Linked DNA regions of Homo sapiens: region 2 is linked to region 1. Evidence: read pairs that join two places in POLR2A ChIA-PET (ENCODE). Cell type or tissue: CD4-positive, alpha-beta T cell. All regions are shown on one strand. Each heading gives the region's core, and the rest is flanking DNA. Links, peaks and the distances in the headings are about the cores only.

Region 1 (8,000 bases), core at 1-8,000:
TCTTTCTTTTCTTTTCTTTTTTTTTTTTTTTTGAGATGGAGTCTCGCTCTGTTGCCCAGGCTGGAGTGCAATGGCATGATCTTGGCTCACTGCAACCTCCGCCTCCTGGGTTCAAGGGATTCTCTTGCCTCAGCCTCCCAAGTAGCTGGGATTACAGGCATGTGCCACCACGCCTGGCTAATTTTGTATTTTTAGTAGAGACAGGGTTTCTCCATGTTGGTCCGGCTGGTCTTGAACTCCCTAGCTCAGGTGATCCACCTGCCTCGGCCTCTTAAAGTGCTGGGATTACAGGCATGAGCCACAGCACCTGGCCCACTGTGAGGATTTAATTAGGCAATACACACACACACACACACACACACACACACACACACACACACACACACACAGTGAGGATTTAATTAGGCAATACACACACACACACACACACACACACACACCCTCAACATAGGCCTAGCATAGTGTGTCCTCAGGGTAGGTATTCAAGTCAATAGCTTTATGGACAAGGGACATTAGAAGCCCTTCTTCAGATTAACGATTATTTCTTTATTGGGGTATGGTAATACCTCTGAAATGTATGAAGCATTCCAAATATAGATACATCTTTAAAAAAAATTTTTTTTTTGAGATGGAGTCTTGCTCTGTTGCCCAGGCTGGAGTGCAGTGGCATAATCTTGGCTCACTGCAACCTCTGCCTCTTGGGTTCAAGCAATTCTCCTGCCTCAGCCTCCTGAGTAGCTGGGACTACAGGTGGGTGCCACCACGCCTGGCTAATTTTTGTATTTTTAGTAGAGATGGGGTTTCACCATGTTCGCCAGGCTGGTCTTGAACTCCTGACCTTAAGTGATCCATCTGCCTTGGCCTCCCTCCTGGGATTACAGGCGTGAGCCACCGCACCTGGACAAAATATTTTTAAACACTTGTTTTTAAAAGGCCCCAGATTGGCCGGGCGCGGTAGCTCACGCCTGTAATCCCAGCACTTTGGGAGGCTGAGGTGGGTGCATCATCTGAGGTCAGAAGTTCCAGACCAGCCTGGCCAACGTGATGAAACCCTGTCTCTACTAAAAATACAAAAATTAGCTGCGCATGGTGGTGGGTCCCTGTCATCCCAGCTACTCGGGAGGCTGAGACAGGAAATCGCTTGAACTGGGGAGGCGGGGTGCCTGTAATCTCAGCTACCTGGGAGGCTGAGGCAGGAGAATCGCTTGAACCAGGGAGGCAGAGGTTGCAGTGAGCCAAGATCGCGCCATTGCACTCCAGCCTGGGTGACAAGAGCAAAACTCCATCTTAAAAAAAGAAAAACGCCCAAGATTTTCATATGATATATGGTGAAGTCTTTACTGGTGGTTGCTAAGCGCTTGGGGGAATACAACCAGTCTAAGCAAAATAGAAATATAACGATGTTCCAAAAAGAAAAAAAAAAGACGTTATAAACTACGTTTTAAAGTCTGGTAAGTAATTTTTGAATCATTCTCTTTTTCATGATCTGTACCTGCATTAACCAATGATAGCCACTAGCCACATGAAGCTATTTAAACTTTAATTAACATTAAGTAAAATTTAAAATCCAGTTACTCAGGCCGGGTGCGGTGGCTCACACCTGTAATCCCAGCACTTTGGGAGGCCGAGGCAGGCGGATTACCTGAGGTGGGGAGTTCGAGACCAGCCTGACCAGCATGGAGAAACCCTATCTCTACTAAAAATACAAAATTAGCCAGGCGTGGTGGCACATGCCTGTAATCCCAGCTACTCGGGAGGCTGAGGCAGGAGAATCGCTTGAACCTGGGAGGCGGAGGTTGCGGTGAGCCGAGATTGCGCCATTGCACTCCAGCCTGGGCAACAGAACGAAACTCTGTCTCTAAATAAATAAATTAAATTAAATTAAATCCAGTTACTTAGTCACACTAACCACATTTCAAGTGCTTAACAGCCACATGTGGCTAGTAGCAGCTGTACTAGACAGTGAAGCTACAGCTCCATTGCAGAAAACTCTTACCAGGCAATGTGACCTATACGCTTTGCTACATATGAGGAAGAAAAACAACTACCATCTTCTTTCTAAGACAGAAAACACTCTGGTGGGTTGGCACGCCTTTTAGTCTGATGATTCAACACCTTGCAGTCTCAACAGCTGTCATGATACTTGCCAGTGTCCTGCTGGTTGGCCACAATCCCTATCTCCAAACACCAGTCTTGTTACCTCCAGCTTCCGTTGCTCATCAATAAGCTTGATGTTCCAAACAATTATGGAAAAGGAATTCAATGAAGGATATAAATAAGCAACAGCTCCTTCACAGTGCAGTTGAGAATGGTGTCTGATTTCAGGATGAATAGCACTGGCAAATAGGCACATGACATACTGAGGTGTCAAACCAAAGGTCACTGACGTTGGGAGTTGGCAGTGTAAATTAATTAAATTTGACCTTTATTTCTTGTCTCTGGAAATAAGAAGATTTGTCATTATGGTGTATGTGAGATGTATAAGAGGGAAAGACACGGATGGGAGGGCAAAGGGGACATAGAGAGTAAGCTAATTAAAATTTAAAAATACCATTCTGTACTTGAACTGACGGGGTGATCAGACACTGGAAGAGGTCACTAAGAGAGCTCATAAACTTTCAGTCCTTGGAAATCATTATAAAGTAGTCAGACGCACTTATTCAGGAATAAACTTTTTGGATACAGGATGTCAATATCCTCAATATCCTTTCCAGATTTGAGGTATTTGTATCAAAACAAACTAAACATCATACCAAGTAAGGAAGTAATGTTTAGTCTCAGAAATGACATATGAGGTCAGCCATCTCAGTCAAGTCATACATAAATATTTCAAAATAGGATCATGTAAAAAGCATTTAATTTGGGAGGCTGAGGCGGGCAGATCACAAGGTCAGGAATTCAAGACCAGCCTGACCAACATGGTGAAACCTGGTTTCTTCTAAAAATACAAAAATTAGCAGGGTGTGGTGGCATTCGCCTATAATCCCAGCTACTCTGGAGGCTGAGGCAGGAGAATCGCTTGAACCTGGGAGGTGGGGGTTGCAGTGAGCCGAGATTGCACCACTGTACTTCAGCCTGGGCAATGAGACTCCGTCTCAAAGAAAAAAAAAAAAAGAAAGAAATCAGTTAGGCATTGTTCTGCATACCTGTAGTCCCAGCTACTGAAAAGGCTGAGGTGGGAGGATCACTGAGCCTGGGAGGAGGTTGAGGCTGCAGTGAACTACACTCCACTCTGAGAGACAGAGCAAGACTCTATCTCAACAACAAGAAGCAAGTATTTATATTTGGTTTTTGACAGCATAATAAGGACAGGCGTGGTGGGTCACGCCTGTAATTCCAGCACTTTGGGAGGCTGAGGCAGGCAGATCACCTGAGATCAGGAGTTTGAGACCAGCCTGGCCAACATGGTGAAACCTCGTCTTTACTAAAAATACAAAAATTAGCCAGATGTGGTGGCAGCTACCTGTAATCTCAGCTACTCGGGATGCTGAGGCAGGAGAACTGCTTGAACCCGGGAGGTGGAGGTAGCAGTGAGACAAATCGTGCCATTGCACTCCAGCCTAGGTGACAGAGCAAGACTCTATTTCAAAAAAAAAAAAAAAAAAAGAAAAGAAAAAAGCAAAAAAAAAAGCATAACAAAATTTGAGGATTATATGATTTGCCATCTTATTTTAGCTTGACACTGAAATGAAAATTTGAGTCCCACAGCACACATTAATGTGTGAAGAGAGAAGTGCTGTGGAGCTTGGCTAGAATTTAAAAACTGCCAACACATATTATACAAAATGCTTATAATACACAGAGAGTCACACAGTTAGGTAACTAAGAATCACCTCTAGTTCCTGATCACTTGGTACTGAATTAACCACTTACTCTAAAGATGCCAATCCAATCCTTTCGACGAGGGATGAAATGCTGGGTGAAGGTATAATGACATGTGACGTCCCCTCCAGGGATGTAGAACTTCTCCACACTGTTAAAGATGACCTGAGAGAAATGACAGTGATCCAGCAAGACAGCTGATGTGGGGGGATCTTTGATGGTCTCCTCCATGGTAGGGGTCCTGTTATGAAATGTGGAACAGAGTAAGGCTCAGAAAGCATTGTCTGAAATGTTGGTGATTTCTGGGCTTTCATCCAGGGAACATTCTGTGCAAAGCAAGTCAGGAAAAGCAAAATCCTGACAAATACTGAGATTACACAACTTGCTTTCTGTTTCACTTCGAGCCATCTCAGTCACAACTTCCTATGCTACGAGAATTTTCTGACAATATCTTTAACTTCTTCACCACAGGCACCACAACCCTCACATGAACAGAGGCTTATAGCTACTTTAGTTCCCCTTTCTCTAAATGACTTAAATAAGCAAGGCAGCCTAGATAAAATAGCCTGAGCTGGGAACTGTTAAATTCTAGATTTTTCATCCCAACAAGCCCTATGACTTTAGGAAAGTCCATCTCTCTGGATTTCATCTTCTATATTCAATCCCATTTATCCTATAATTATCAGGACCTTCCATACATAAGATACTCTGCTAGGACCTGGGGATGGGAATGAGAGAAAATTATTTGACATGCAGTAGTGACAAGCATGGGTTCTAAATTAGAATGGTGGCGTTCAAATTCCAGCTTCACCACCTATTAAATTTGTGGCATTGGGCAATTTATATAATCTGCTGGCTCTGTGCCTGTTTCCTTATCTGTAAATTGGGGCTAAAAATAACATCTACCCCATTTAGTTTTTTGTGAGGCATAAGTGAAATAATGTAAGATGTCCAGCCCTTAAATCAGTGTCTGCCATTGTAGGCACTTCACACAAAGTTGATGCATGTTGAATGACAAAGTACTTAGCACAGAGTCTGCATAAAGGGTTTAAGAGACGTTAGTTATAGTTAGTTATATAGTTATTACTGTTGTAGTTGTGGGTTTTTTTTTCCTGGTACAACCTTAAAAAGGGTCCCAATCCAATAGAGAGGATAGAGGAGTATACAAATGACTGCCAAATGAATCGAATAAGAAGTGCAAAATGCTCTCGGGTTCAAAACAGGGAGAGATGCAACTGGTTAGGAAAATAAAGAAAACTTCAAGGAATGAGAAGAATCTTAGATTAGCCCTCAAAGAGGATTAGGATTTCGACAAGTGAGTTTTTGAGTGAGGGCATTCTAGGTGAAGGAAACAGCATGAGTAACAACAAAGAAACAGAAAAATGCAACCCACATTTGGAAGACAGCAAACAAGTTTGGATCCCTAGCTATAAATGGGGATAATACACTGTGTTTCACCTTTCTAGGTTATAGTACAGATAAAATGTGATCAAGAATAGGAAAGTTGTGGCTGGGCACAGTGGCTCACACCTGTAATCCCAGCACTTTGGAAGGCAGAGGCGGGTGGATCTTTTGAGTCCAGGAGTTCATGACCAACCTGGGCAACATGGCAAAACCCCATCTCTACAGAAAACTACAAAAATTAGCTGGGCGTGGTGGTGCTCACCTGCAGTCCCAGCTACTCGGGAAGCTGAGATGGGAAGATGGCTTGAGCCTGGGAGGTCTAGGCTGCAGCGAGCCAAGATTGTGCCACTGCACCCCAGCCTGGGCAACAGAGCAAGCCCCTGCCTCAAAACAATAACAATGACAACAACAACAACAACGAAATAGGAAACTAGGGTAGTGCATGCCTGTAGTCCTAGCTGTTCAGGAGGCTGAGGTGAGAGGATTGCTTGAGCCAGGAGTTCAAGTCCAGCCTGGGCAATATAGTGAGACTGTCTCTATTAAAACAAACAAGCAAAAAAAGCCAGGCATGGTGGCTCACACCTGTAATCCCAGCACTTTGGGAAGCTGAGGCAGGTGGATCACCTGAGGTTAGGAATTCGAGACCAGCTTGACCAAGATGGAGAAACCCCATCTTTACTAAAAATACAAAATTAGCTGGGCGTGGTGGCACATGCCTGCAATCCCAGCTACTTGGGAGGCTGAGGCAGGAAAATTGCTTGAACCTGGGAGCGGAGGTCTCAGTGAGCCAAGATCATGCCACTGCACTCTAGCCTGGGCAAGAAGAGTGAAACTCCGTTTAAAAAAAAAAAAAAAAAAAAAAAAGCAAAGCAAAGCAAAGAAAAAAGGCCGGGCACTGTGGCTTACACCTGTAATCTCAACACTTTGGGAGGCTGAGGCAGGTGGATCACCTGAGGTCAGGAGTTCGAGACCAATCTGGCCAACATTGTGAAACCCTGTCTCTACTAAAAATACGAAAATTACCCGGGCACGATGGCAGGCACCTGTAATCCCAGCTACTCAGGAGGCTGAGGCAGGAGAACCGCTTGAACCCAGGAGGCAGAGGTTGCAGTGAGCCAAGATCATGCCACTGCACTCCAGCCTGGGGGACAGAGTGAGACTGTCAAAAAAAAAAAAAAAAAGAGAAACCATTTTGGAGTCAAAAACAGTACATAAAGGAAACAAAGTGGGCCGGGCACAGTGGCTCATGCCTGTAATCCCAGCACTTTGGGAGGCAGAGGTGGGTGGATCATGATGTCAGGAGATTGAGACCATCCTGGCTAACATGGTGAAACCCCGTCTCTACTAAAAACACAAAAAATTAGCCGGGCGTGGTGGCGGGTGCCTGTAGTCCCAGCTACTCAGGAGGCTGAGGCAGGAGAATGGCAGGAACCCGGGAGGCCGAGTTTGCAGTGAGCCAAGATTGCCAGATTGCGCCACTGCACTCCAGCCTGGGACACAGAGTGAGACTCCGTCTCAAAAAAAAAAAAGAAACAAAGTGATTTTAATTGTTGACACCTAATACTTCCTGCCCCTTAAACAAATCACATGCACTGTTTTCTAAATGACTAGCTGGTCTAACATTTAGTGAGTCCGTAATTCTCAATTTAGGGTTTTACTAGGACATGAAAAAAATATTTCAGTTGTACACAGAAGATGAAGAAAGAGCTATACACATGCAAATACTATATAATATCTTACAAATTCAGCTATTGGTATATGCTGGAAGATTGTGTACACATACAGGCACACATGTAATTGTTATATATATATATATTTTTTAAGACAGAGTCTCGCTTTGTCCCCCAGGCTGGAGTGCAGTGGCGCGATCTCGGCTCACTGCAACCTCTGCCTCCCAGGTTCATGCCATTCTCCTGCCTCGGCCTCCCGAGTAGCTGGCACTACAGACGCCTGCCACCATGCCCGGCCAGTTTTTTGAATTTTTAGTAGACACAGGGTTTCACCGTGTTAGAAAGGATGGTCTCGATCTCCTAACCTCGTGATGAGCCCACCTCGGCCTCCCAAAGTGCTAGGATTACAGACATTAAGGGAGGAGACCACCCCTCATGTTGTCTTATGCCCAATTTCTGTCTCCAAAGAAAAAAAAAGTAAAAACTAAAAGGCAGAAATGAAATCCACAAGCAGACAGCCCGGCGCCACACCCTGGGCCTGGTAGTTAAAGATCGACCCCTGACCTAATTGGTTATGTTATCTATAGATTACAGACATTGTATAGAAAAGCACTGTGAAAATCCCTATCCTGTTTTGTGACGATCTAATTACCGACACATGCAGCCCCCAGTCATGTACCCCCTGCTTGCTCAATTGATCACGACCCTCTCACGCATACCCCCTTAGAGTTGTTAGCCCTTAAAAGGGACAGGAATTGCTCACTCGGGGAGCTCAGCTCTTGAGACAGGAGTCTTGCTGATGCCCCCGGCCTAATAAACCCCATCCTTCGTTAACTCGGTGTCTGAGGAGTTTTGTCTGTGGCTCTTCCTGCTTCAATGTAAGCCACCGCGCCCGGCTGGCACACATATAATTTTTAAAAATAAATAAGTACAATAACCAAAAAAACAAGACCTCCCAAACAACCATAATACTTATTCTAGCCCCATCCTATCTATTTACTGGTTTTACTTTGAAGTCTAAGCAACCAGGCCTGCTCTTCCAACTCCCCAGAAGTCAGTTTTTTCATAAAGAAGGCAACAGGACTTTGGAGCACTAAACTGTCT
Region 2 (15,334 bases), core at 7,335-15,334, 88 kb after region 1:
GTCCATTGGAATGCATGATATTAATGCATTGATTTGCAGACGGAGCAGAATGTGGTTTGAAAAGAGGGCTTCTGCACAATAAATAATGGTTGAAGGAAAGAAGGAAGAGCAAGCAGAGGCCTCAATGGAGGATCAGGGGTTTCTTTGGAAAGCGTAAGAGTAATAACACCTTCCACACATCAGGTTTACAGATCATATCTCATAGAATCCTCACATTGACAATGTGAGGTTGGCAAGGCAGACGTTATTACCTTATGCCCAGTTTGCAAGTGAAGAAACTCAAGGTTGAGGATGTTAAATGACTTGCCCAACCTCACACAAGTGATGGACTGGACAAACAGCTCTATGTTTCCTTCTCTACCATCTGGCCATGAACTTGGCACCCATCCTGACCCATGTGAGGAATGGCGCCCTGACACATTCCTGCATTTTTCTGCTTTAGTGGCTAGAATATCATTCTTCTTCCTCTGGACCCACTTTCACAGTGGGTTGGTCACTGAGTCCATGGTGCAGATCTGTATAAGAGTTGAATTCTAGGGGATAAACAACCTATTTTGTAGGATCTTCCTTTTTTTTTTGAGTCAGGTTCTCACTGTGTCATCCAGGCTGGAGTGCAGTGGCACTATCATGGCTCACTGCAGCCTCAACTTCCCAGGCTCAGGAGATTCTCCCACTTCTGCCTCCTGAGTAGCTGAGGTGACAGGTGCTTGTCACCATGCCTGGCTAACTTTCCTTTTCTTTTCTTTTTTCTTTTTGGAGTCTCCCTCCGTTGCCCAGGCTGGAGTGCAGTGGCGCGATCTCAGCTCACTGCAACCTCTGCTTCCCAGGTTCAAGCTATTCTCCTGCCTCAGCCTCCCGCTAGCTAACTTTTTCTTTCTGTTTTTTTGTTTGTTTGTTTGTTTTGTTTTGTTTTTAGAGACAGAGTCTTGCTCTGTCGCTCAGGCTGGAATGCAGTGGTGTGATCTTGGCTCACTGCTACTTTCACCTCCCAGGTTCAACTGATTCTCCTGCCTCAGCCTCCTGAGTAGCTGAGACTGCAGGTGTGCCACTGTTCCTGGCTAATGTTTGGATGTAGCTTTAGTAGAGATGGGGTTTCTCCATGTTGACGAGGCTGGTCTCAAATTCTTGACCTCAAGTGATCCACCTGCCTCAGCCTCCCAAAGAGCTGGGATTACAGGCATGAGCCACTGTGCCTGGCCTCATTTTGTAGGATTTTAAGGATGACTCATGGCTTGGTAAAGTGGGATGCCTGGCATCTTACTGAATCAATGGTACCTGCAATGATGGTGATGCTATTGCTGATGAGGATGATATTGTGCTGATGGTGATGAGCCCAGCGTGAACTGGCCCAAGACACACTTCCCACTGGTGTACTAAAAGCTTTGCATATATTGTCTCAGTCCTCGGGGCATTGTTGTTGTCTCTTTCCAAATGGGGAAACCAAGGCTGAGAGAGGTTGAGTAACTTGTCCAAGGGCATACAGCTTCTTAACCACTATAACATTCTCTCCAGCCAGCCATCTTGGCTGCTCTTAAATGATCCATATCCAATATTTCAGGCAAGAAGGCTACAGGAAGATGAATGTTGTGTAGGTAGAATGAGTTTCTGGTGACTACAGATATAAGTCACCTAAGCGTCTCTTGATCCACTAGATAGGAATGGTGATGATGAGTTCATTGACTTTAATATTCTGGAGGCCATTTTAAAGGAAAATCTAAAAAAAAAATTTTTTTTTTCCAGAATCAGACTGGATCTCTGCCACTTTTCCCTTCCTACCTCTTAACTTGCAGGAAACAATGTGTCTCTTCCGACAGTGTCTCCAGTGTTCACAGAATCAACTGAAGTTTTGTTTGCTCATCTAGATATACTGGTCTTCCATTAGTTCCTAGTAGCAGCAATGGGGCCAACAGCCCTGCCTCTGTTCCCTCCCAGTTAGCTTACAGTGCTACAGGACCATGATTTCTGGGGTTGGATTGGTGCTGCCCCAGGACACACTCCAGTTGCCGTACCAGTGGCACTTCTCTGGGTTCTTCACATGGCACCATCATCCAGAATACTCCCCCAGATAAAGCAACTTCGGGAGTAGTGTTTCAGAGAAGGACTCATGATTTCCAGGAGTCAAAAGCCCTCAGTCCACCAACAGAACTATGCCAGTTGGTCTTCGTCTCCAAGATAAAAGATGAGGTCAGGGATGGGCATGGTGCATAACTCTGAGCCCTGAGTGAGAGAACTGAGGCAGCTGCAACTTCACAAGGTCAAGGCCCGACCTCCGCCCATCCCCACCAGCCCAAAGACTTGCCACCTCAGTGCCCGAGCATCCTCTGGTGACCTCCCTCACCAGCCCAACTTAATCTCACCAGTGAAAACAGAGGTGAGGCGAGAGTACCCAGCCTGAAGATGCTTCTTCTATCAGCCTGCAGAAATGTTACACTTTCCCTTCAGGCATCCATTAATAAAAGAAATTGCCATGCTTACTGCCAGGAGGAGGAGCCTGATTTGGAGGGATAATGGGAAAGGAGGGTTGTGGGGAGACAGTTATCCTGAGTACCCCTCACTAAGAAAGCTCCAGGCTGGGCGCAGTGGCTCATGCATGTAATCCCAGCACTTTGGGAGGTTGAGGCAGGCAGATCACCCAAGGTCAGGAGATCAAGACCAGCTTGGCAAACATGGCGAAACCCCGTCTCTACTAAAAATACAAAAATTAGCCAGGCATGGTGGCGGGCATGGTAGCTAGTAGTCCTAGCTACTCAGGAAGCTGAGACAGGAGAATCGCTTGAACCTGGGAGGCAGAGGTTGCAGTGAGCTGAGATCGCGCCACTGCACTCCAGCCTGGGCAACAGAGTGAGACTCCGTCTAAAAAAAAAAGCTCCAAATACATTAAAAATAGGAAGCTTTGAAGACTTTCTTGGGACAAATGGTCTACAGTAAGCCCTGCCCTCCTTGCTAGGAGCCCAGAGCCTGACGTGGACGTTGCCCTGTCTGGGCAACTGACTCCACCAACTCTGCCCAGCACAGGGCCTGGCTAGACCGCAGGCATAACATCTTTCCTTATCTGCCAGCTCACTCTCTGCCCTTTCCAGGAATGTGATCCATTTTTGCTTCACTCACTCTTCCTGAGTCTGATCCCTGGTGAGACCTTTGGGGCATATGAGGCAGAGGTGGAAGAAGTAAGTTCTGAAGACAAGTGCTTGCTTCACAGTGTTGACCTGGCTTTGCCTTATGGATTTCCAATAGAACGAATTTCTGGCCTCAAGAATGTCAGGGGAACCTGGGATGCTTGAAGCCCACAGTACCCTTCAGGCAAAAGACCTTAATTATCCAAGATATTGAATGGAGACATTAGACTCAAATCATTTGTGTCCAGCTCTGAAACACACATATGTACACGTCATCCCCATGTCAGCCTGGTTTTCAAGGATCCCGGGATAGCGTTCTTTTCTTTTTAGTAAATAGTCAAGGCCCACCTGGATGGCAAAAGAAGCCAAGGCCTGGTTATCCCAGCAGACAAGTAAAAGCTTAATTGCCATCTCAACCTCCACAAGCCCATTCCTGACGCCATTCGGAAGGCTCAAAACAGACTGATGTGAGGCCACTTTTCCCATTGTTCTCATCAGGTTGTCAGAGATCATAGCCTGGCCCAAGCAAAAGATGTAAGACTTGCTGAAAAGGGGCTTCCTGGAATCTCTACATCTCTCCCCTTTTCTTCCTGGTCACGAGTTCCAGCCAGTCGAGATTCCTGAGCTGATAAAAAGGAAGTATCTTAATAAGACGATGCCAGAATTATTTGGCTGTCTGTGGGACATGTGGTGCCAGCACCTTTGCTCCTAGAGACAGGACATGCAATCTGTGCAGTTGCACAGGGTCCTGCACTTAGAAGAGCCCTGTATTTGCCACCATATTGAAATTCTGAATCATTTTTGAACAAGGAACTCTGCGTTTTCATTTTTTAGTGGACCTGCCAAATTTTGTAGCACATCCTGTCTAGAGGCTTTAACAGCTCAAGGTTATCCAACGAGAAGGCACAATATCAGGCTGCCTTCCCAGCCCCACCCACCTCCTGTCTGTTCACTCATAGGGCTGTGCAGAGCACAGTGCTTCTGTGAGACAGAAAAATGCTGTGGCAGTTCCTGCTCCCAAAGAGTGTGCAGTGGAGGAAGGCGGGTCCACAGATAACTAGCCTGAGTTAAGTGCCACTAAAAAAGAGTGTCAGTAGACGAGAAGGAAACACCCTCACACCTAGCTGGGAGGACCAAGTCCACTTCATTGGAGGAGGTGATATTTGAGGTGGCAGGAAAAGACAAATAGGATTTTATTATTTTTATTTTTTAAGATGGAGTGTCATTCTGTCGCCAGGGTGGAGTGCAGTGGCATGATCTCAGCTCACTGCAACCTCTGCCTCCTGGGTTCAAGCTATTCTCCTGCCTCAGCCTCCTGAGTAGCTGGGATTACAGGCGCCCGCCACCATGCCCAGCTAATTTTTGTATTTTTAGTAGAGACAGTTTTCACCATGTTGGCCAGGATGGTCTCGATTTCTTGACTTTGTGATCCTCCCACCTCAGCCTCCCAAAGTGCTGGGATTACAGGCGTGAGCCACCGCACCAGGCTGATAAATAGGATTTTAAAAGGTGGATATAAGATATGGACTGAGGTATAGAGGCCTGGAAGAAACTAAAAACCCTGAACATGATCAAGAGGTAAGGTCTAGGCTGGGCGTGGTGGCTCACGCTTGTAATCCCAGTACTTTGGGAGGCCGAGGTGGGTGAATCACCTGAGGTCAGGAGTTTGAGACCAGCTTGGCCAACATGGCAAAACCCCATCTCTACAAAAAATACAAAAATTAGCCAAGTGTGGTGGCACGCGCCTGTAATCCCAGCTACTCGGGAGGCTTAGGCAGGAGAATTGCTTGAACCCAGGAGACAGAGTTGGCAGTGATCCAAGATCATGCTGCTGCACTCCAGCCAGGGCAACAAGAGTGAAACTCCGTCTCAAAACAAAAACAAAAACAAAAACAAAAAAGTAAGGTCTAGTCCAGTTTGGCTGGATCAGAAAGGAAATTGGGAGATGAAGATGGAAAGATAGATTAAGAGACCATATTGGAAACCCAGTGACCCTTTGTTTATATTGCCATTATTGCACTCCTCATGATAATGAATTTGTGCAGCTGTCTGTCCACTGGAATGTACCATGTCTCTACATCTTTATATTCTCTGCTTTTAGTTTAGTACCTAGGACATAATAGGAATTCAGTAAATATTTGCTGAATGAATAAATATTGCAGAGGATCTAAACTGTTATCCTGGGTAGTGTTTACCTAATTCAGCAGGCAGTGGGAAACTGCTGAAGGTTTTTGAGTAGGAGATTTTATTTAGTGTTAGGAAGATGAATCTAGTAGTAGATGGTGGAGTGGCTTGGCAAGGGGAGGGACCCAAAGGTGGGAGAGGGCTTGGGAGTCTCATACAGTGGTCCAGGATTCAAGCCCTTGCAGCCTCTATCAGGATGGCTGGCTGGGGGAGAGAAAAGGAGGCAGATATACCTCAATAAGCTGGAAGAAAAAAAAAGAGGCAAGTGAGAAAAATATCGTAGAGCTGGGACTTAGCAGCTGACTGTGTGGCAGAGGATAAAGGAACAATAAAGAAGGCTTCAAAGGAACTGAGTCCGCTGAAAGAAATTGGGAACATTAGGAGAAGGAGCTTTGGGAGGATAGAGATCAAGGTATCTGTTCATAAAGCAGTTGGATGAACTCCTGTCCCCAGACAGATTTATGAAAGCAACACTGAAGGAAAAGTTTCCAAGTGCAAAAGTGACGTTTCTGAAGACCAAGTTGTTAAAAATAGCCATCTTGGATGGGGCAGGTTCTCTCATCTCCAGGCTCAGAGATATCTGGGCAATTGTAAAGACCTGTGGTTCTCCCTAGACTTTATTAGTCACTTTGGAGCAAGGGGGAGGTAAACTTGGATTTAAAAAGCTCTGCCTGGCCGAGCGCAGTGGCTCACACCTGTAATCCCAGCACTTTGGGAAGTCGAGGCAGGCGGATCACCTGAGGTTGGGAGTTCGAGACCAGCCTGACCAATATGGAGACACCCCATCTCTACTAAAAATACAAACTTAGCCGGGTGTGATGGCAGGCACCTGTAATCCCAGCTACTCGGGAGGCTGAGGCAGGAGAATCGCTTGAGGCAGAGGTTGCGGTGAGCCAAGATCGCGCCATTGCCCTCCAGCCTGGGCAACAAGAGTGAAACTCCATCTCAAAATAAATAAATAAATAAATAAATAAATAAATAAATAAATAAATAACTTAAATAAAATAAAAATAAAAAGCTGTGCCAGGGAGTTCTGATGCTTAGTCAGGTTTGGGAACCACTTGCCTGGCTTACCCCACACTGGATTAGGCCGCCTCAGACAGCATGGGTAACTCTTACTAGCCTTAAAAGGGTGACTTCAGGCCGAGTGTGTGGCTCACACCTGTAATTCCAGCACTTTGGGAGACTGAGGTGGGAGGATGCTCAAGGAGTTTGAGACTAGCTTAGGCAACATAGAGACTCCGTCTCTACCAAACAACAACAGCAACAAAATTTGCCAGGCATGGTGTTGCACACCTATAGTCCCAGCTACTCGGGAGACTGAGGTGGGAGGATTGCTTGAGCTCAGGAGGCTGAGGCTACAGTGAGCTATGATTGTGCCACTGCACTCCAGCCTGGGTGACAGAGGGAGACCCTGTTTTAAAAAAAAGTGAGTTTAGATTCCAGCTTTCCTTCCACCCTGGCAGAGAGTGTAAGCAAGGCAGACCGGCAGCTGTTGTAGGCTCCCTCCCCACACTCATCCTGTATGATTACATGAACTGAATGTAATCATTCACAACCCTTGCCTTTACAGCTGGCATGTCACTTAGCTTAATTACAGCATGCAGTGGTATTTCAATTCGAGGAATCTAAAAAAGCAATAAAATGAGTTTTGCAAATTGTTAGGAAGGCAATGAAGACCTTGAAACTGCAATTTACTAAGCATTGCTTTCAATTATTTTGCATTCTCCAGCCATGACTGTAAGTTATTCACTAGCAGCCTGGAAAGCCAAGCAGGTAGTGTGTCATGTGGAGGGGATTTCATGTCTTCTGAATGCACACTGTGCTGGGGAGGTGGCTGGAGGTTCTGGGAGTTGCCTTGGCTATGGGAGGGGATGTGATTATTCTGAGCACATGTTCTTCCCATCAGGCACCTGATAATCATGTTTCCTCCAAGACTCTCCTCCAAGACTCTCCAACCGTGGGCTCTGGCTGGTGTGGGGTGACCTTCAGCAAGGGGCTCCCTTCCCCTTTACTCCCGCTATCTACTACTGTCCTCAGAAAGCATGAGGAAAGAAGTGTGGAAAGCAAAGCAAGTCCTTTAAAGATCTAGGGTTAGTGCCTGTTTTTTCTGGCTCTCTGTCTCATTTCTTTTCCTGGCGTACTTCCTGATTCATCTTAGTCCTTGAGTATGTACTTCTTGGGGAGCCATTTGAAAGGGAAAGTCTGTGGCCTCTTTTCACCACCCTGCTTTCTCAAGCATAGGAGTCTTGTGACAATGATAATAAAATAGGACCCCATCCATCTGAGAAAGGGGAAGCAGCAGCAGCAGGAAGTCTCAGCCAGCATGATAAGCAGGAGCAGAATGCCAGCTGCCTTAGCAGCCATGCCAGGCGGGAGAGCAAACACCTAAATCCTGTTGGCAAAGCCAGCAAGACACCATCACGCTGTGGCCAAAGCAAACAGGAGCTGAGACAGGCCCACTGTAATGGATTCTCACTTCCTCCTGGATCTGGCAGAGGGTGAGACTAAGCCAGCTGAACCCACGTGACAGGGCATCAAGTAGCCATGGGGATGCTCATACCCATCCCTGGGCTGGGCCCAAGCTGGACCCTTGCCTTCTTTGCCACGGTCTCTTTTCTTTTCTTTTTTTCTCTTTTCCTTTCTTCCTCATTCTTTCTTTTTTTTTTTACGGGGTCTTGCTTTGTCACCCAGGCTGGAGTGCAGTGTCTAGATCATGGTTCACTGCAGCATTGACCTCCTGGGCTCAGTGATCCTCCCAACTCTCCCCACTGAGGAGCTGGGACTACAGGCATGCACCACCATGTCTGGCTAATTTTATTTTATTTTATTTTATTTTATTTTATTTTATTTTATTTTATTTTTAAGATATAGAGTCTCACTATGTTGCTGAGGCTGGTCTCAAACTCCTGGTCTCAAGGGATCTTCCTGCCTCAGCCTCCTAAAGCGCTAGTATTACAGGCATGATCCAAGCCACCTTGCCTGGCCCCACAGTCTCCTTTCAATTTGGTCCAGGCCAAGGAAAGGCTGATAATGAAAAACCATCGTCACATATATTATGTGGTTGATTCTTCACAGCAGTTCTGTGAGATCAATATTATCCTCATCTTATAGATGTGAACACTGAGGCTTGGGGATATCAAGGACACAGAGCCAGGCCTTAGTCTCAGGCCTCTGACTCAGTGTCTGCTGCCGATCTCATTTCCTCCACCCTTCCACCTCTCCACCCCAAACTCTCCATGTCAATTCCCACAGTCCCTTCATGGGCTGAGCTCCCACAGTCTAAATGGGACTTGAGTTCTTTTTTTTCCATTTCGTAGTTGAGAAGCAAAGACTCCAGAGTGGGGGTGGGGCTGGGGGTATTTTTTGTTTCTAAACCAGAAAACAGCTAGTTGACGTACTTGATTCTGTCTACCACACCCACCAACATGACTGGAGGTCCAGTGAGAAGTATATGTTTACAAATATTTTCAATCACTTTTCTATATCAGCAGCATCCCCCTCTGTTATTAAAACGTGAAAGATCTGAATCAAGACCTCTTGTTTTTAATGCCATAATTTGGTTGTGCTTGGACATAGCCTGAATAGACCCCCTTATGACCTGAAGCTTCTTGGTGTCTCTAGGGCCCAATGTACCATGGAAATTCATATCCCTCACCACCTAGTTTGGAAATTTATATTTATTAATGGAGAAATGCACAGTAGCTATATTCATATCTAAATGAAAGACTGGGCTTCTATTGAGAGAAGAAAAAGCGCTGTTGGATAGGACATTCCCTTCTGGTTCTCCATTTCCCAGCCGATTTGCTGATTATTGAAATGATTTCTCAATCGCTCTGTTGGAAGGGAAAGGACCGGAGAAGGAAAGAGGAACCGTTTATTGGGCTCAGAGCCAATTCACCGGTTCTTTCTTTTTTTTTTTTTTTTCCCCCTGGCCTTTTCATTTGCTCTGCTTCTAGGGACCCTAAAGGAAAATACCATTCAACAGAAGGGGCCGTGGAAACTGTAGGTAGATGGCGTGATTGGAATATCTCCTCCATTCCCCCATATCTGAAGTGGGTAGTTATAGGGCAGGTGGGGATTCTGCAGGAGAGAGCCAGGCCTGCGTGCGTGAGGCTGGCTTGGAGGTCCTGTTGGAGAAGGCGCGCTCGGGAAGGTTCTTCCTAGCGAATTTGCCTGAAATTGGAGATTAGGACGCCCAGAGAGGAAAACCATGCCCCGCCCACAGCCCAGTCCCGAGTTCTTGAGCCCCGAGCTCCTTGGCGGAAAAAGACCCCGGGTCGACGAGAAAAGTGCTTCCCCGACGCTGAGCCTTGCAGGCGGGGCTCACGCCCAGGCGCCGCCTACGCGCACCCTCCGCCGGAGGGCATCCCGGCTCCAGCGCAGAGCCCGAACCCGCACCGTGCCGCATGCAACGCAGGGCCAAAGGGCTTCGCTCCAGAGGGGTCGGAGAGAAATCCAGCAGAGGCTGGAAGAAGCAGGACCGGGGGTCTCAGTAGAAATGCTCAGGGCAGGGCTAGACCAGCCCGTTCCCTCTCGCTGTTCTGCTGGTTTTGCCCAAGCGGCTCCGGCTCTGAAGCCCCAAAGCCTCAGAGGTGAATTCGGTTCCAGAAGGAGCGTGGAATGGGGTTCCTCCGGTTCGGGCGTGTACGCGACATTGTTAACGTAGCGCGTATTATGTGCCAAGCACTGGGGCAAAGCGCTTTTACAAGCTTTATTATCCCCCAAACCACTTTATGAGGGGGATACGAGCCCCATTTACAGATGAGGAAACTGAACCCGAGAGAGTGTAAACCAGTATGTGTCCCAAGCAAGACTGGACGGGGCCGGTGACTCCACGGCCAAGCGAGATCTCTGTAGCCCTTCCCCGACCACAGTAGTTTGAACTTGAACTGCAGACACGGAATTCTAGTGTGGAGATCAGTGTGAAGCCACGGAGGGGAACAGCGCTTCGGGTTCCAGCGTGGTCACTTTCATTCCGTCACTGTTCCCATTAGGACTCCAGAGAAAGACTGGGAGGGAATGGTGGTTACGCCAATTTTACAGTGTAGGAAACAGGTTTATGTGCAGGTCATAGCTACTGCAGAGACAAGAGCCCATCCCGGGAAGGTCTTCTGATGTCCCAAACCCAGGAAGAGCTTTCAGCCAGGGCGTTCATCCTGAATTTTTCATGTGCCACGTAAATGGGGTGCTGAAACAGGCCCTGAGGAGTGTTGCTGCCACGGCACCTGGCCCTCCACAGAGCCCTTAGGTTTCCTGGTGTGGAGGACCACTGTGTGAACGACGAAAGGGAACTGAACTCTCCCTTCTTCCCTTCCTCCCTTCCTTCTTTGCTTCCTTCCTTCTGCTCACCGGCTGTGGAGAAGAGTGGGCTTGGGTGATTTTCCTGTGATTCACTTCCCAGTCATCCTAGTCACTCGGCTGAGACAGGGCAGAGGCCAAGTGTCCGAGGGTTTTTTTCTGGGACACGCGCAGTTTGGCCTTGGCAAAAATCCGAGAGGAAGATGAGGCAGGCGGGACATTATTTTGGTCACTAAGCACGGGGCTCTGCAGCGCTGGGCTCGCCACTGCATTGATTTAATTCCAGCATCAACTCTGCAGTTATTTTACCTATAAGGAGACTGTGTTCAGGGAGATGGAGACCGTTGCTTGGGCCTGAAGCTGCTGGGGAATGGGACTGGGGTCTAAGCCAGGTCTATGTAACCTCATAGCTTTGCCCTGCTCTGCCGGTGGCCCAAGAATGGAAATAAGAGTCAAAACAGCCTCCCTGCACACCAGCAACATTAAAAATGACAGCCACGAGATTCTTTCTTCTTTTTTTTATTTTCTTTTCGATGAGAGTCTCACTACATTGCCTAGGCTAGAACTCCTGGCCTCAATCGATGCTCCCACTTCCATCTACCAAAACGTCAGGATTACAGGCATAAGTAACCAAGCTCAGTCCAGTAACCATTTTCTTAAGGTTCAGTGACAAAGTCCCTCCCCAAGGAGTATGGATTTCCACTCTTGTGCTAGGGAAAGTTGAAGTATGTGCCTCTAACCCTTCACAGATGCCCACTTTCCCTTCAGAGAAACGTCCTTCAGGTGATTCTTAACAAACTGGAATCTGGAAGCTGTGCCCTCCAGCTTCCCCCGCCACCCAGCCCTTCCAGCTTCCCCGTCGTTTCCACAGTCGCATTCCCGAGGTCCGCGTGAGCCGTTCTTTAGCCAGACAGAAACTACGCCCCATGTGATTGATGCTTCTGCCTTGGCCTCAAGTAGGCAACGTGGCTGCCCGCTTGGAAGACCGCCCTGGTTTCCTGGCAGGAGAGAGGATTTCAGAGGTCTCCTCCACTCAGAATCCCTCCTTCCCCCTTCCCTCTCCCTGCCGCCCGCTCCTTTCTAGTCCCAACAGTTTCCAAAGCGCAGAGGATGTTTACCTGGACGGCCTGAGGTCACAAGCCTGATTCACCGCAGGCAGGCCCCCGAGCCTGCCCCCACCCGGCACCCCGGCTCTGCCAGGGCGAGGAGATCACGCTTGGAAACCCCACCCTGCCGGGCCAAGAAACACCCCCGCCACTCCCTAGACTCCCAGGCATCCCTACCGCGCCTAGGCCCTTCCTCCCAAAGGCGCTGGCCAGGCCCAGATGCGGGAAACCGTGGGAGAACCCGGAGGGGGCCCTGGGCGCTCTTCCCACCCGCCCCCCGTCCCATAACTGCCCCTCGCTGCCAAAGATTGAGGGTCGGGCTGAAGAGAGGGTAATGAGCTCCATTTCACCTCCGATTCATTTTAAAACTCGCGTGAACCAACCTGGGGCATTCCCTGACGAATGAACGGTTTTGGGTTTACTCCCAAACCGGGCTGAGAGACTCTCCTTCAGGCTTGGTGATGGAGGCCATAAGGCAGAGACAACTTGCTCCGTTTCATCAGCCAGGAGTTGGAAGTTCAGGGGATTTCCAAGTGAATCTCAGGATGAAGGGACGTTTGTCTTCTCCCTGTGTCCTCTAAGGATGTTCCCCTTCCCTTCAGAACCCTGAGGGGGTTAATGTTTCACCAGTCACTCCCTTCCTCCCTCTCCTGTCACCTGGGGGCTCCAAGACACACCCCAGCCCCTAACCCAGCCACTACCTTGTCCCAGGTTGGGTCAGTGAGGCGGGCTGTCCCCCAGGCAGCCCCTCCTCACCTGCACCGTCCCAGCCCCGGCTGGCGTCTGCCTGAGCTTGTTGCCTCGGCCCCCACCTGACCCCAACACACTGATAAGACCTCAGACTGCCAAACATCGTTAACTTCTTTGCCTTTCTAGACTTCTCAGCCTGTCCTTTTCCCGACCCCAGTCTGCAGGGTCGCCTGGAGGTGCGTCTGTGCTTTCCTAGGCAGTGGACTCCACCACACCACTGTTGTCTTTCGCCATACACTCCTCCACCCCAGCCCCCACCCTTCCTTCAGGCTTCTCGACTGCAGCAAACTTTCTGTGACACCCAGGTGGTCTAACAGTGTCCTCTCACCCTCTACCCCACCACAACTCACTTGCCTGCCTGGACACTGACTGCCTCAGAAGAGCTCCAGGAAACAGTAAAACTAAACAGAAAGAAAGGGGACATTGAGGACAGGTGCAGTGGCACCCACCAGGGCGGGCAGAAGGTCAACATGATTTCAGAAATTGAAGCTTAAAATCCTTCCCCGCTCTACCCTGAATATGAGGGGAAGAGGGAAGAACTGAGTTGTCCACTCAGACTGTTACTATTAAAACATATTCTCAGCTTCTTATTTCCCTTTGCTTTTAAAGATCTTGCCCACAAATGGGATCAGACTGATAGGAGACAGCATCTACACTGAAACAACCAGTTGATGAGAAGCATCAGGATGATTTTGGTTTCCCCCTGGTATCATGGAGTGTAGACAAAGCCCATGTGAGTTAAGGCCCCAGGTTTGCAGCCCATCTGTTCAGGGTGGAGGGAGCTGCCATTAGAAATCCGGTCTGTCTTGCTGCAGCTGCTTGCTTCGGGCACCCCCACTGCCACCACCGTGCAACACTAGCTCCACCCTTAGATTCTTCCCCAGCTCTTTCCCCACACTCTGGAAGACAAGCTGCAGACAGAGAAGCAGAGTGGAAGCATGGGGAATGGCATCCATGCACACCCAAGGGCACTGGTACCTGCAAAGGAGGGTGGAAATGTCTGCTGTGGAGATGGGAGCTCTTCCTTCCTGGAAGGACCACCTCCCTTTCTAGACAGGAGCAGACATCTTAAGCACAAGTGTTCAGTTTACACTAACTCAGGCAATTGTTTGGACAAATCATTTTCTCACCTGAAATAACCTGATAATGGGACCAAAAAGTTAAATGTTGTTCAGTCAGAAATAAGATAAAGCCCCTCAGGCCATAGCTGGCAGAAGTCTTTTGGCAAAATAATAATAATAAATCATTATCTGAATAATTTTTTTGTTTTTGTTTTTTGAGACAGACTCACTGTGTCATCCAGGCTGGAGTGCAGTGGGTGCTCACAGATGTGATCATAGCTCTGCAGCCTCCACCTCCTGGGTTTGAGCAATCCTCCCACCTCAGCCTCCCAAGTGGCTGGACTACATGCATGTGCCATCACCCCAGCTAATATTTTTTGTTTTGTTAGTCAGGCTGGTCTTAACTCCTGGCTTCAAGTGATCCTTCAGCCTCGGCCTCCCAAAGTGCTAGGATTACAGGCGTGAGCCACCGCACCAGGCCATAAATGATTTTTAAATAAAAACTTAAAAATTCAATTTACCAAATCCTGTACCCCATGTCCAATAATTCTGAGGGGGTAAAATTTAATAACAAAACATTGGGGGAAAGTCTACCTCTATTTCAAACTTTAAACGCTGTGGTGAGGCATTTGAGGCTGACTGAAGTCCCTTCCATCTTGGAAGCTGCTGGCAAGTTCCTAGACACAGAGCATGCTCAGGAAATGTGAGTGATTTCCTCTCCTGCATTAGGTAGACCAGGCTCGGAGCCATGGAACTCTGTAAGGCCGACTTCTCTCTTTGCCTTTCCTCTAAAAATCTGCCTTCATTTTTTGGCCGTTTCTTGTCTGTGCTCCAGGTAGGATAAATGGGCACAAACCATTCTGTCTTCCAAGTAATTCGTGGAAGTGGCTGGAATGCGGGATTGAGGCATAAACCCCGGCAAAATGCTGGCGATGGCGCCTTTTCACACCAGGGGAAATTCGGTGCGATTGAAAGGGCTGCTTTTGCGACCAAGACTGGTAATGCGGAGCCCCCACCTGGAGACTTTGGGGCGATTGGCTGAGCGCGGGGGTCCGGAGAAAGATGCGGTGCTTCTCCAGAGCACGAGAGTAGCCTCTGCGGCCCCTAGAATCGATCCCTTCGACCCCTGGCTTTCCTACCTGGCCCCCAACTCCTGCCCCGCCAGCCCTCCAGACCCAGCCTAGTCCTTACTGTCCCACTCCTAAGCAGCCGCCTGTCCTCCAAGGAACATACATAAGCTCATGGCGATCACTAGGTCCCAGGAGCTGGGAATGGGGACCAGCTGCTTTCTCTTAGTTCACTGGGAACTGGAGGCCAAGGCAATCGACACCCCTCTGCCTGACCGACACCCCTCTGCTTGGGAGGAAGGGGTAATGTCAACAAGCCAGGTGCCTGGAGGGGCTACAGCTTAGACCCTAGCTTACTTTCCTTCTAGTGGTTTTCCGTGAGGCTCAGGCATGGGAGGCTGATGACCTGCGGAGGGGAGTTTGCCCTAGGCTGAGGCTTAGAGCGAAAGAGGCTGCCGGGGGTCGGGGTGGGGATGCGAGGACTGAGGTCTTTGTTCTGCAGTGATCCAGCCTTTGCCATCCCGGCCCAATGTGGAACTTTTCCGTGTCTTCTAACCTTAAAGAGAGTCAGAGATGGCGAAGAAATGATTAAGAAACAAAACAAACCTCTCCTCATTTTTTTCAATAAGGTCGGAATTCCGTAAGAGAAAAAAATCTAAGCTGACAATAGTCGACATTCGGCATCCCCTCCATTTTGTCCTCCATCTCTAGGAAAAATTGTCTGGAAAATTCCAATAAGTATAGACGGA

The links. Peaks named below come from ENCODE experiments on the same cell type or tissue, not always from the same donor. Only the 100,000 strongest peaks of a DNase experiment are listed, where the experiment ranks them.
Region 2: POLR2A ChIA-PET joins it to region 1 with 5 read pairs; 5 of 35 experiments call an interaction of 5 or more read pairs at or near these places.

Annotation. Positions count from the first base shown.
Region 1 is chr17:48,837,761-48,845,760 of GRCh38, reverse strand. It overlaps CALCOCO2 (calcium binding and coiled-coil domain 2), which reads right to left. Exons shown (of 13, transcript NM_005831.5): 2 at 3,874-4,063. The coding sequence starts at 4,053. Among named protein-coding and RNA genes, the nearest start is that of CALCOCO2, 11 kb to the right of the region's middle. RefSeq lists an enhancer at 3,932-4,121. In CD4-positive, alpha-beta T cell, for the core only: no CTCF peak of the experiment used is centred there; a DNase peak (open chromatin) is centred at 4,270; H3K4me3 peaks cover 1,464 bases; H3K27ac peaks cover 1,396 bases.
Region 2 is chr17:48,749,380-48,764,713 of GRCh38, reverse strand. It overlaps LOC105371812 (a long non-coding RNA gene), which reads right to left and starts at 12,286. Exons shown (of 2, transcript XR_007065830.1): 1 at 12,091-12,286; 2 at 10,000-11,599. TTLL6 (tubulin tyrosine ligase like 6) reads left to right here. Exons shown (of 16, transcript NM_001130918.3): 16 at 1,741-2,480. RefSeq lists enhancers at 10,138-11,127, 11,180-12,097. In CD4-positive, alpha-beta T cell, for the core only: no CTCF peak of the experiment used is centred there; no DNase peak of the experiment used is centred there; H3K27me3 peaks cover 7,880 bases.